Regions from separate parts of the Homo sapiens genome. Here region 1 is linked to region 2. Evidence: chromatin loops called from intact Hi-C (ENCODE). Cell type or tissue: natural killer cell. All regions are shown on one strand. Each heading gives the region's core, and the rest is flanking DNA. Links, peaks and the distances in the headings are about the cores only. Region 1 overlaps EYA3 (EYA transcriptional coactivator and phosphatase 3). Region 2 overlaps DNAJC8 (DnaJ heat shock protein family (Hsp40) member C8).

What was found. A loop is a pair of places that touch in the nucleus more often than their neighbours do. Peaks named below come from ENCODE experiments on the same cell type or tissue, not always from the same donor. Only the 100,000 strongest peaks of a DNase experiment are listed, where the experiment ranks them.
Region 1: it touches region 2 in a loop (4-fold over the local background); 5 of 110 quality-filtered maps call a loop at or near these places.

What each region holds. Positions count from the first base shown.
Region 1 is chr1:27,989,389-27,994,766 of GRCh38, forward strand. It overlaps EYA3 (EYA transcriptional coactivator and phosphatase 3), which reads right to left. Exons shown (of 18, transcript NM_001990.4): 14 at 4,012-4,172; 15 at 309-423. Among named protein-coding and RNA genes, the nearest start is that of XKR8, 32 kb to the left of the region's middle. In natural killer cell, for the core only: no CTCF peak of the experiment used is centred there; DNase peaks (open chromatin) are centred at 1,723, 3,093 and 4,063; H3K27ac peaks cover 4,594 bases.
Region 2 is chr1:28,197,354-28,202,731 of GRCh38, forward strand. DNAJC8 (DnaJ heat shock protein family (Hsp40) member C8) reads right to left here. Exons shown (of 9, transcript NM_014280.3): 9 at 2,925-4,017. The coding sequence ends at 3,895. Among named protein-coding and RNA genes, the nearest start is that of PTAFR, 23 kb to the left of the region's middle. RefSeq lists a silencer at 2,312-2,641. In natural killer cell, for the core only: no CTCF peak of the experiment used is centred there; a DNase peak (open chromatin) is centred at 2,388; H3K27ac peaks cover 2,286 bases.

The sequences.
Region 1 (5,378 bases), core at 61-5,060, 210 kb before region 2:
CATGTATTCTTTGACGTCACCAGGTCCAACTTATGGACAAGAGATTATGGGTTACTGAGTTTTAATTTCGTGAGCAAAAAGTAAGGAGAAAGAAAAAGGATTTCATATATAAATATTCTCTTAAAACTAGAAGTTGTGCTGTTAACATAAAATGACCTTGCTTCTCACCTAACACAAATACTTCCCTACATCATTTAAACTCCTCTCTACCCCTATCCCAAACCCTATTTTAGAGAATGGCTTATCCTGAACTGGAGTAGAAGAATATGTCGCTGAGAGGATGAGACCTAAAAGAACCATTTCCATACCTGGACTGGATGAGAAGTAAGGACTTTAATGCAGTTCCTAACCAGGAATCTGTTAAAACTTCAATTTCTGCTCTTAATCTCTGCAGTGCTTCCTTCCTCTGGGGACTGAGGAGACCTTTAGGAATAAAAGCAGACACATTTATCATTTGACAACATATATTTGCTGACAGTGAGAAAGCAACTTCTAAATTCAATTTAAAAAGTGTGAGTCACTGAAATATTCTACTGAGTATGTTTATATATATATATATACATATACGTATTTTTTTCCCATGAACACATGTGCTTTATTGAATTCCATTGTAGACAGGTGAATATAAACTGCTGTATATAGGGGTGGGGTCAAAAGGGCAGGACCAACAGCCCCAGGGTGCAGGGTCAGCAGTGGAGTACATGGGCTCTACTACTGGCCTTGGAGATCCTTTATCTTCTGAGAAATTGCTTGGAAGATTATCACTGAGCTAGTGGTGAAAAGCATGATGAGTGCAATGACCACAGGGATGTCGAGGAACAGGGTACAGATGTTCAAGCACTTGGTGGTGGAGGCACAGGCCTGCGCCCCGGTCACATCACCCACCATCTTCCTGTCCCTAGACTTCATGCAGTACACTAATGCTATGAAGCCCAGGAAGCACTAGTTTATGAAGAGCATTTTGAACAGGGTTTGGGCATGGAGGTCTCACTGCAGATGTGGATCACAGAGGACATCAAGGGAGCAGAGCTATGGGGTGCCCCTAGCATGGCAACCTCGTGTTTCTCCTTGAACATCTCCTAATTTGTCGGGAGGCCAGTGTTGGCGTGAGTGAACAAGGATTTGGAAGTGTGGTTCTTGGTGTCAAGATAAGACCAGTTGTCCTTTTTTTTTTTTTTTTTCTGAGATGGAGTCTTGCTCTGTCGCCCAGGCTGTAGTGTAGTGGTGCAATCTCAGCTTACTGCAACCTCCGCCTCCCAGGTTCAAGCAATTCTCTGCTTCAGCCTCCTGAGTAGCTGGGATTATAGGCAGCTGCCACCACACCCAGCTAATTTTTGTATTTTTAGTAGAGATGGGGTTTCATCATATTGGCCAGGCTGGTCTTGAACTCCTGATCTCATGATCCACCCACCTTGGCCTCCCAAACTGCTGGGATTACAGGTGTGAGCCACCGTGCCTGGCATTTTTTTTTTTTTTAATTTCTCTTCTTGGAGAAACCTTAGAGTAGTGCTACCCAGAATGCCATTTTTACTTTCTTTATCACAGTGTTTTGGGGATGTTCAGGCAAAGATAAATTTTTAGAAAAATCTTGTTACGGGGACACAATAACAACAATAAAATCAGCTGACAGAAATAATTTAGATTCTGGTGCAAGCTCCTTCTTTCATCACCAACCAATAGCATATCTTTTGCAGACTGGTTGACCACACTTTGAATTGCACTGCTTAGAACATGACATCAAGAACCAAAGTGCGAAAAATTAGTGTTACAGCTAGAAGAGTCCTTAGCATTTCTAATCTCTCTGTAAAGAAACGAAACCCAATGAAAAAAAGGGCCCTAAGATTACACAGTAAGTTTGCAGCTTTTGGTCTTAAGAAGTCTTTCCACTACTCCACAGAACTTCCATGGTGACTACTTGTCCACTTGCTTCAGAACATGTTGACATGAAATTCCAGGTTGAATGACTAATTCTCCATACTGTACTTCTGAAACAACTCCAACTGATAAGACACTAAAACACTACCCAAGACTAGATATCTAAGCACAAAAGAGAGCTCATATGATGGGAGCCTGCTCTCAGACACTTCAGTTAAAATATTCAAGCAGTAAATCTGGATCTGAATTTTCTACAGTGAAGGTTAAAAAAAAATCCTGTATTCTATTAGTAATACTCCATAAAAGCAGATGGCATTTTTGTGAGGAGGAGAACTGGAGTATAATTTGTTTTCAGATTGATGGTTCCACAATGTAAGCCTAGAATTAGATGACTCTTAACATTTTGGATAAAACAAAACGACAACAAAACCAGTACCTATATATGATATACTCAACTAATACATGATGTGGCGCTTTCATCAATTCATATTGTACAAAACATACAGCTGGCCATTAATTTTAATCTATTCTCCAAAGTAGGCTCAGAGGATTCTCACACAGGGTTACATCGCTTTGTTCAGGAAACCAGGTCCAGGCATTGGGCAGGGAAAAGATAAAGAGACTCAGGCTGTATATGAAAACTAACAAAAGAAAGGCTAATGTTTGTGAGAAAGAAAATGCAAAAAGATGTGGAGTTACCAAAATAAAAAATACTGGCTTTGAATCATGAGAAGAAATAAGCAACAAAAAGGGGAATCTGAAAAAAGTAAATTAGATTCCTGAAGTCTGGAAGCCCATGATTTTTATCTGGTATTAGAGAGCTGTAACTGAAATGAACCAAATTGATCTGTAAAGTCTTGTTCCTACTTTCTGCGCCATATTGTAAGGCAGCATAGTATAGTACAAGGGCTCTTGACCTTGAGTAAAATACCTCTAGGCCAGCAGTCCTCAACCTTTTCAGCACCAGGGACCAGTTTCGTAGAGGACAATTTTTCCATGGACCTGGGTGGGGGGCGAGAGGTTTCGAGATGAAATTGTTCCACCTCAGATCATCAGGCATTAGTTAGATTTTCATAAGGAACATGCAACTAGATCCCTTGCATGTGCAGTTCACAATAGGGTTTGTACTCCTATGAGAATCTAATGCCGCCACTGATCTGACAGGAAGTGGAGCTCAGGCAGTAATACTCACTTGCCGGCCTGCTCACTTCCTGCTATGTGGCTGTGCTGCCTGGTTGCTAACAGGCCGCTGACTGGTATCAGTCTGAGGCCCGGGAATTGGGGACCCCTGCTCTAGGCAGGCTATGTAATCCCTGAATCTTTGAGCAACATTTTGTATGTATTTGTATCTTTGATGGTGATGGTTTACAGTTTTAAATATTTTCTCAAAAGAGTACCTCACTATAAAAGGAGCTGCATGAAAGTGCACTGGACCAAAAAGTTAGGGAATGTGAATTTCAAACATGGTATGGTTACAAATTTGCAATGTGACCATGAATAAGCTGCCCCCACTACCCCTATGATGGACATCACTTTTCTCAACTGTAAAATGAGGAATTCAGATTAGACTTCTGTCTCTTTTAATTCAAACAATCTATGATTAATTAATTCTAAATAATAGAATTTTAGGCTTAGTGGCATCTGGCATTTGAAATATTTCTGGTCAGAAAGAATTTCCAAGATTCTTTAAATCACAACACATTGATACTACCAACCTACAATCCTGGACCTAGATTTCTGTCCACGAAAAGTTACTAGCTAGTTCTACTTAACTTGTCCTGATAGTTATATAAACCAGCCAAAAAAAAAAATGTGGCACCCTATTAACTAGCGTTGACAGCAGTTGTGATACATGTCATCAAACATAATCTACAGAACATGTTTCCTTTAAAAAGGCATTTGTCCAAAGACAACAAGAGAACTTTCCAAAATTATGCTTAGAGAAGCCCGTTAGAAATATAGAGCTTCCTCCCAAAAGGTTTCAACCAAACCTCTATTTTTTTAAATACAGAGTTTAACATATAACTGTGGCATAATTTATAAGCAGTTGTCATGGGGAATCTAAGGAATCCCTGGAAAGAAAAGGAGGAAACCAGGAAGAAACAGAGAATCAGACTGGTTATATGCCACACTTACCACCCACGTTGCTTTTATGCTTATCATAGATTTCTCTCACTTTCCGGTAGCGGAAAGCTAGTTTCCTCATCCAGTCCACACCTCCCTGAACACCCACAGATGAACCATGGCTGCCACTACCTCCTGAGCCACTGAAACCATCTGTTGAGAAACTGTAGTTGCTGCAAGGAGAGAAGATAATAAAAATTAAAATTTATACAGCATAAAGTTTTTGTTTGAGTGCTATTTGGTTGGGTTCTTGGTATCTGATAAATAAGGCCAATGGCTTTAAGGATCTTCTTCCTTAATCTCTGTATGTCAGAGTCTATCTTTCATTAGTTCTCTATCTCACACTTATTACTTCTATCAAAGAAAGGACTGAAATGAGAGAGGGAATGAAAGGTAGAAACAATTCAAGCACCAGCATTCCTTAGAGGTTGACTTGGGATAAGGCATCTTTTTCACTAATGACAGAAAATAACCACACAGTGAAAAAAGCAGAATATAAAATTTTGTGAGTACACTTACACACACAGTGATTGCAACTATGTAAAAAGGAGAAACATGAAAAAATAATGAAAGGAAATAGGCTAAAATGCTAACAATGGTAAGATAATGGCAGATATTTCCTTAAGTGATCTGCTGGCTGGTTTATGTTCATAGGTCACTGTGGTAGCTTCAAAATATATCTACAAATTCTTTGATATTCCTCTCTTCTAATTCTGCTCCCCTTGGGTATGGACTATACTTAAAATATAAATAGAAAGTGATAAAACTGATAGTGTTAGGCTTCAGAGACTAGGCTTCTTCTGCTCTCTCTTGGAGCACTTGCTCTGGAAGAAGCCAGCTGTCACGTGAGAACATTCAAGCAGCCCCATGGAGAGGTATGTGTAATGAGGAACTAAAGCCTTCTGTCATCAGCCACATGTCAGAGATTGGAAGCACATTCTCCAGCTCCAGTTAAGCTTTCAGATGATTAGAGCTCTAGCCAACATCTTGATTTCAACCCCAGAAACTCTAATTGAGAACTACCTCTGGGGCTGAATGCAGTGGCTCATGCCTATAATCCCAGCACTTTGGGAGGCCGAGGCGGGTGGATCTCCTGAGGTCCCGCCTCGGCCAACATGGTGAAACCCTGTCTTTACAAAAAATACAAAAATTAGCTGGGTGTGGTGGCGCATGCCTGTAGTCCCAGCTACTCGGGAGACTGAGGAAGGAGAATCGCTTGAGATTGGAAGGCAGAGGTTGCAATGAGCCAAGATCACGCCACTGCACTTCAGCTTGCGGGGGGAAAAGAACTACCCCTGGCCAGGTGCAGTGGCTGGTGCCTGTAATTCCAACTATTTGGGAGGCTGAAATGGGAGGATTGCTTGAGGCCAGGAGTTTGA
Region 2 (5,378 bases), core at 104-5,103:
TCAGCTTCCCAAGTAGCTGGGACACAGGCACGTACCACCATGCCTGCACCACCGTGCCCAGCTAATTTTTTATTTTTAGTAGAGACGGGGTTTCACTATGTTGGCCGGGGTGGTCTCAAACTCCTGACCTCTAGTGATCTGCCTGCATCGGCCTCTCAAAGTGCTCGGATTACAGGCATGAACCACCACGCCCAGCCTACACTTCATTTTAAAGGTGCAGTTCCCACTTTACATACCAGGATGCTGAGGCTCAGAGTTGATGTTACTGGCCCATATGCCGGGTTTCTACCCATACCTGGCTGGCTCCTTCCACCTCACCTCTGCCCACAAAGGTCCTCTTGCCAGCAGTTGGCTCCACAGCTGGGGAGCCTATCTGCTCCACTATTTACAGAAAACAAGAAAAGTGGCTCATCCAGCCTTTCATTTTCTTCTGGGCCCTGGCACTCCTCCAGCAAGCCTTCCCTACCCAGAGAGCTCCCCTTAACCTATTCATGGATGAAGGGGTGGGAGAGGATGGCACTGCCATAGCCACAGCCCCACCCTGGAGGCCGGTCTTGACTGTACTGCCTCAAGTCAATGCCCAGCATACACTCCTCTCCCCAGCCACGTCATCACAGAGATTGCTCCAAGCAGGGTTATGAGAATGGGCTGGGACCACTGCTGATCTTCCCAGTGGGTCTGTCACTAAAATGTGCCAGAAAGTAAGTGGGAAGACTTTGGTCCATCTAGGAAAATACGATGTCCTGACTGAAACCCAAATTCCTCAATATGCCATTACGATCTCCCTGATCTCATCTCACCTCACGTCTGTGCTCTAAGCATAACAAATGTTGTTCAGTCCCATGAATGGGCTATTCTCTTACCTTCTGGGCCTTTGCACATGCCACTCTCTCTGACTGAAACACCTTTCCCTCAAGTCCCACCCCTTCTGTGCCAGACACTGTTGTTTCTAGCAGGCATTCTTTTTTTTTTTTTTTGAGACGGAGTTTCATTGTCGCCCAGGATGGAGTGCAGTGGCGCGATCTCGGCTCACTGCAAGATCCACATCCCGAGTTCACGCCATTCTCCTGCCTCAGCCTCCCGAGTAGCTGGGACTACAGGCGCCTGCTACCACGTCCGGCTAATTTTTTGTATTTTTAGTAGAGACAGGGTGTCACCGTGTTAGCCAGGATGGCCTCGATCTCCTGACCTTGTGATCCGCCTGCCTTGACCTCCCAAAGTGCTGGGATTACAGGCGTGAGCCACCCCACCCGGCCTTTCCAGCAGGCATTCTTTCATCTTTACCAACTTAATTTTATTGGAAACAGGTGCCCAATCCCAAGGAGTAAGGCTTGGTATATTGCCTGTCTGTTCTTCGCAGCTCTCCCAGCCAAACTTACCAAGAGGGGTCCCTGTGACCCATTTTCTAACCAGTGACATCTTCTGGGAAAAATTTTGCTCCCTGGATGACTTATTTCTGTTTGGTAGTTGTTATAAGATGTGGTGCTAGAAACTTCTTGCAACTATGAGATGCCAAACCCTCCACAGAGGACGGAGAAGCATAGTAAGAGCCTGTTTCCCTGGAGGTATTACTGAATGAATGATTCCACCATGAACAATACCTGAAACCACCTGTCTCCACTTATGGAAGTAAAATATTCCTCTAATTCTTTTTGCCAGTTATTCCTTGCAGCCAAAACACTCCTAACTGATGCATCAGCCCCTGGGTTCCAGTTTTTAAAAGGGCCACTTTCTTCAGGAAACATTCCCTGGCTGCTAAAAATGAGATCAAGGGCCCCCTTCTCGGAGCAGTGGACAGTCTTCTTGCCCGTGTGCCCCAGCTGTGAGGCAGGCAACAGGGGTCCTGCAGTGTTCACCACTGTATTTCTAAACCAGCATATTTGTTCAATGAATAAACACACCTGATATGATTTGGATTTGTGTCCCCACCCAAATCTCATGCCCAATTGTAATCCCCCACGTTGGAGGAGGGACCTGGTAAGAGGTCATATGATCCATATGTTTGGATCATAGGGGCCGCCCCCTTTGCTGTTCTTGTGATAGTGAGTTCTTATCTATCACTATCCAGATAGTGAGATCTGGTTGTTTAAAAGCGTACAGCACCTCTCCCTGCGCTCTCTTCCTCCTGCTCCGGCCATGTAAGACGTGCCTCCTTCCTCTTCACCTTCTGCCACAACTGTTAAGTTTCCTGAGGCCTCCCCAGCCATGCTTCCTGTAAAGCCTGTGAAACCATGAGTCAATTAAACCTCTTTTCTTTATAAATTACCCAGTCTCAGGTAGTTCTTCATAGCAGTGTGAGAACTAACACCCATAGCTAATTGCTGGCACAGCCTCCTTGAGGGCAAAGGTAAGTTTGCAGATAGCTGAACTGAACCACCACCACTTAACCTCTAAGGAAGCGGTGTGTGCACCCACATCCTGGACTGAAATGGGGTTGCTTGGCTTTGCTTGGCTAGAAAAGATAATCACTGCCCCCCTAGTCAGGACTGCATTACCTCACGGCATGTATCACTTTTGCAGGGCAACTAAACATTTTCTCCCCCTGCCTTGGTCCAGTTTTAGCCAGAAGCACACCCACCCACCCACCCACTCATCACTGTGCTCTACTTCACATGTGGTTTGGATGTGCTCAGTGGTACTTGGAAGGACAGTAAGACACCCAAGCCTCTGTCCTCTCCCACAGAGAAATGAAAGTTGCACTTCTCATGATACTAAAAGACATGGTGCCTTTCGTAGTCATTGTGCCTGTTTACTCATCTACAAGACATTGCAAAAAGCAAAACTCTAGTTTTGAGTCACCTAGTTTCCTGTATCTTCACATTTCAAGTGTCACCTTTCCCCTTCTCACTTTGGGCCCCTCCTGAGGGCTGATTCTGTCCCTGAAAGCAAGCAGGACATTTAAGCATAGACTGTGAGCTGGACGCTTTCATATATTACTTCATTTAATCCTCAAAACAATCAGTATCTTCATTTTACACAGAAATAATAGGATATTGGCAATACCCAAGGAGCACTATGGTAGTTACCTTGTATATGCCATGGCAAATCTGCCCTAAAAGCTGCTGCAGTAATTCATATTCCCATTTCATAGATGAAGAAACTAAGGTTCAGCCAGGTCTGTCCAACCCCAAAGCATTTTGGGGTTCAGCCAAGCCAGACAAGGGACCCACAAGGGAGAGTACAAGGAAAAGTACATCAATGGCTTGGGTATAAAAATTTATTATACATAAAGAATATTACCACTAACAAATGCAGACAGGCTAGGACATGGTACTGGGTGGAGGACGGCTAGCTCTTTGGAAAGTGAAAGGTTTGGGTGGCGTGGGCCTCATGCCACACTGATTGGTCAGTAGACAGGGGGCACATGCCAAACACCACAGGGCATCAGATGCTGCTCTGTGTGCTCACAAGTGTTCCCTGTCTTATCTGGGCCTTCGAAGGGAGCACACCCAGAAGCGAGCAACTGAAGCGAAGGGGCTTCCTAAGGTGCCCCTTCCAGGCTTGTCTCTGAAGTCACAGCAACACTGTTTTAAGCAGTATGTTTAATTGGATGATTTCCACAAACTATCCACGAAGTTTCTAACCATCACAATTCAGTGAAGTACAAAACACTGAGTTACAGGCTGTGGGAAGAGAAGGCAGCACCAATGGTGGCACCTTCTAATACTGGTTGTTCTAGGGGCAGGGAGAGGGAAAGGTCTTTTTTTAAACCAAGCCCCTCATTTCAATGTACAAAAGAATTACTCTGATCGATATTAAATCGTATTGAAAACAAAATGGACTAAAAAGCAAATACTACTCTATGTTGGGGTGGAAGTGGGAGGAAAGAATGAGTCCTTCGAAGCAGGAAGGGAGATAGCAGGGGAAAGGTTCTGTGCCTGTGACCTTGGGCGGTCACTCACGTTGCTCCATTTTTACTTTCGGTGGTCTCAGGAAGGTCCGATTTTTCTTCTCTTTCTTCCCCTTCGTATTGGCTTGGAAGTTTCGCCAGCTGTCCACACGACCATCTCGACTTTCCTAAGTACAAAAGAAGTTTGAGGTGAGGAGACCAGTCAATGAGTGGAAAGGCCTAAACCTGGTCTGCCATCCACTCACCCTCCTGTAGCCCAGCCCACTTCAGTCCTCTGGAATAACCCAAGAGTAGAATAGAGCTGGCCAGGCACAGTGGCTCATACCTATAATCCCAGCACTTCGGGAGGCCGAGGCGGGCAGATCACCTGAGGTCAGGAGTTCAAGACCAGCCTGGCCAACATGGTGAAACCCTGTGTCTAATAAAAATACAAAAATTAGCCGGGCGTGGTGGCAGGTGCCTGTAATCCCAGCTACTCGGGAGGCTGAGGCAGGAGAATCGCTTGAGCCTGGCAGGCAGAGGTTGCAGTGAGCCCAGACCATGCCACTGCACTCCAGCCTGAACAACAAGAGCGAGACTTTGTATCAAAAAAAAAAAAAAGAAAAGAAAAAAAGAAAAAAGAGTAGAATAGGCCAGGCATGGTGGCTCACACATCAGGTGGATCACCTGAGGTTGGGAGTTCGAGACCAGCCTGACCAATATGGAGAAACCCCATCTCTACTAAAAATATAAAAAGTTAGCCGGGCATGGTGGCGCATGCCTGTTAATCCCAGCTACTCGGGAGGCTGAGGCAGGAGAATCACTTGAACCTGGGAGGCGGAGGTCGCAGTGAGCCAAGATCACGCCATCGCACTCCAGCCTGAGCAACAAGGGCAAAACTCCGTCTCAAAAAAAAAGTAGAATAGAGCTTTCTTCCCACTCCCAAGGGCCCAAGAAAGTGTCATAGCACCCCTAGAACGCAGGATGAGCTGCAGGTTGCAAGAGGAGGACGAAATCAGTAATAATCATCACAACACTGAGGCCCCATTTGTTGGGGACCTCGAGGCTAGACGTTTAACATGGTTTTTTTTGTTGTCATTGTTGTTGTCTTTTGTGAGATGCAGTCTCGCTCTGTTGCCCAGGCTGGAGTGCAGTGGTGCGATCTCGGCTCACTACAACCTCTGCCTCCCGGGTTCACATCATTCTCCTGCCTCAGCCTCCTGAATAGCTGGGACTAAAGGGGCCCGCCACCACGCCCGGCTAATTTTTTGTATTTTTAGTAGAGACGGGGTTTCACCGTGTTAGCCAGGATGGTTTCGATCTCCTGACCTCATGATCCGCCTGCCGTGGCCTCCCAAAGTGCTGGGATTACAGGCATGAGCCACCTCACCCGGCCTTTTTTTTTCTTTTTTTTTTTTTTTTTGAGACGGCTCTGTCACCCAGGCTGGAGTGCAGTGGCACAATCTTGGCTCACTGCAAGCTCCACCTCCTGGGTTCACACCGTTCTCCTGCCTCAGCCTCCTGAGTAGCTGAGACTACAGGTGCCAGC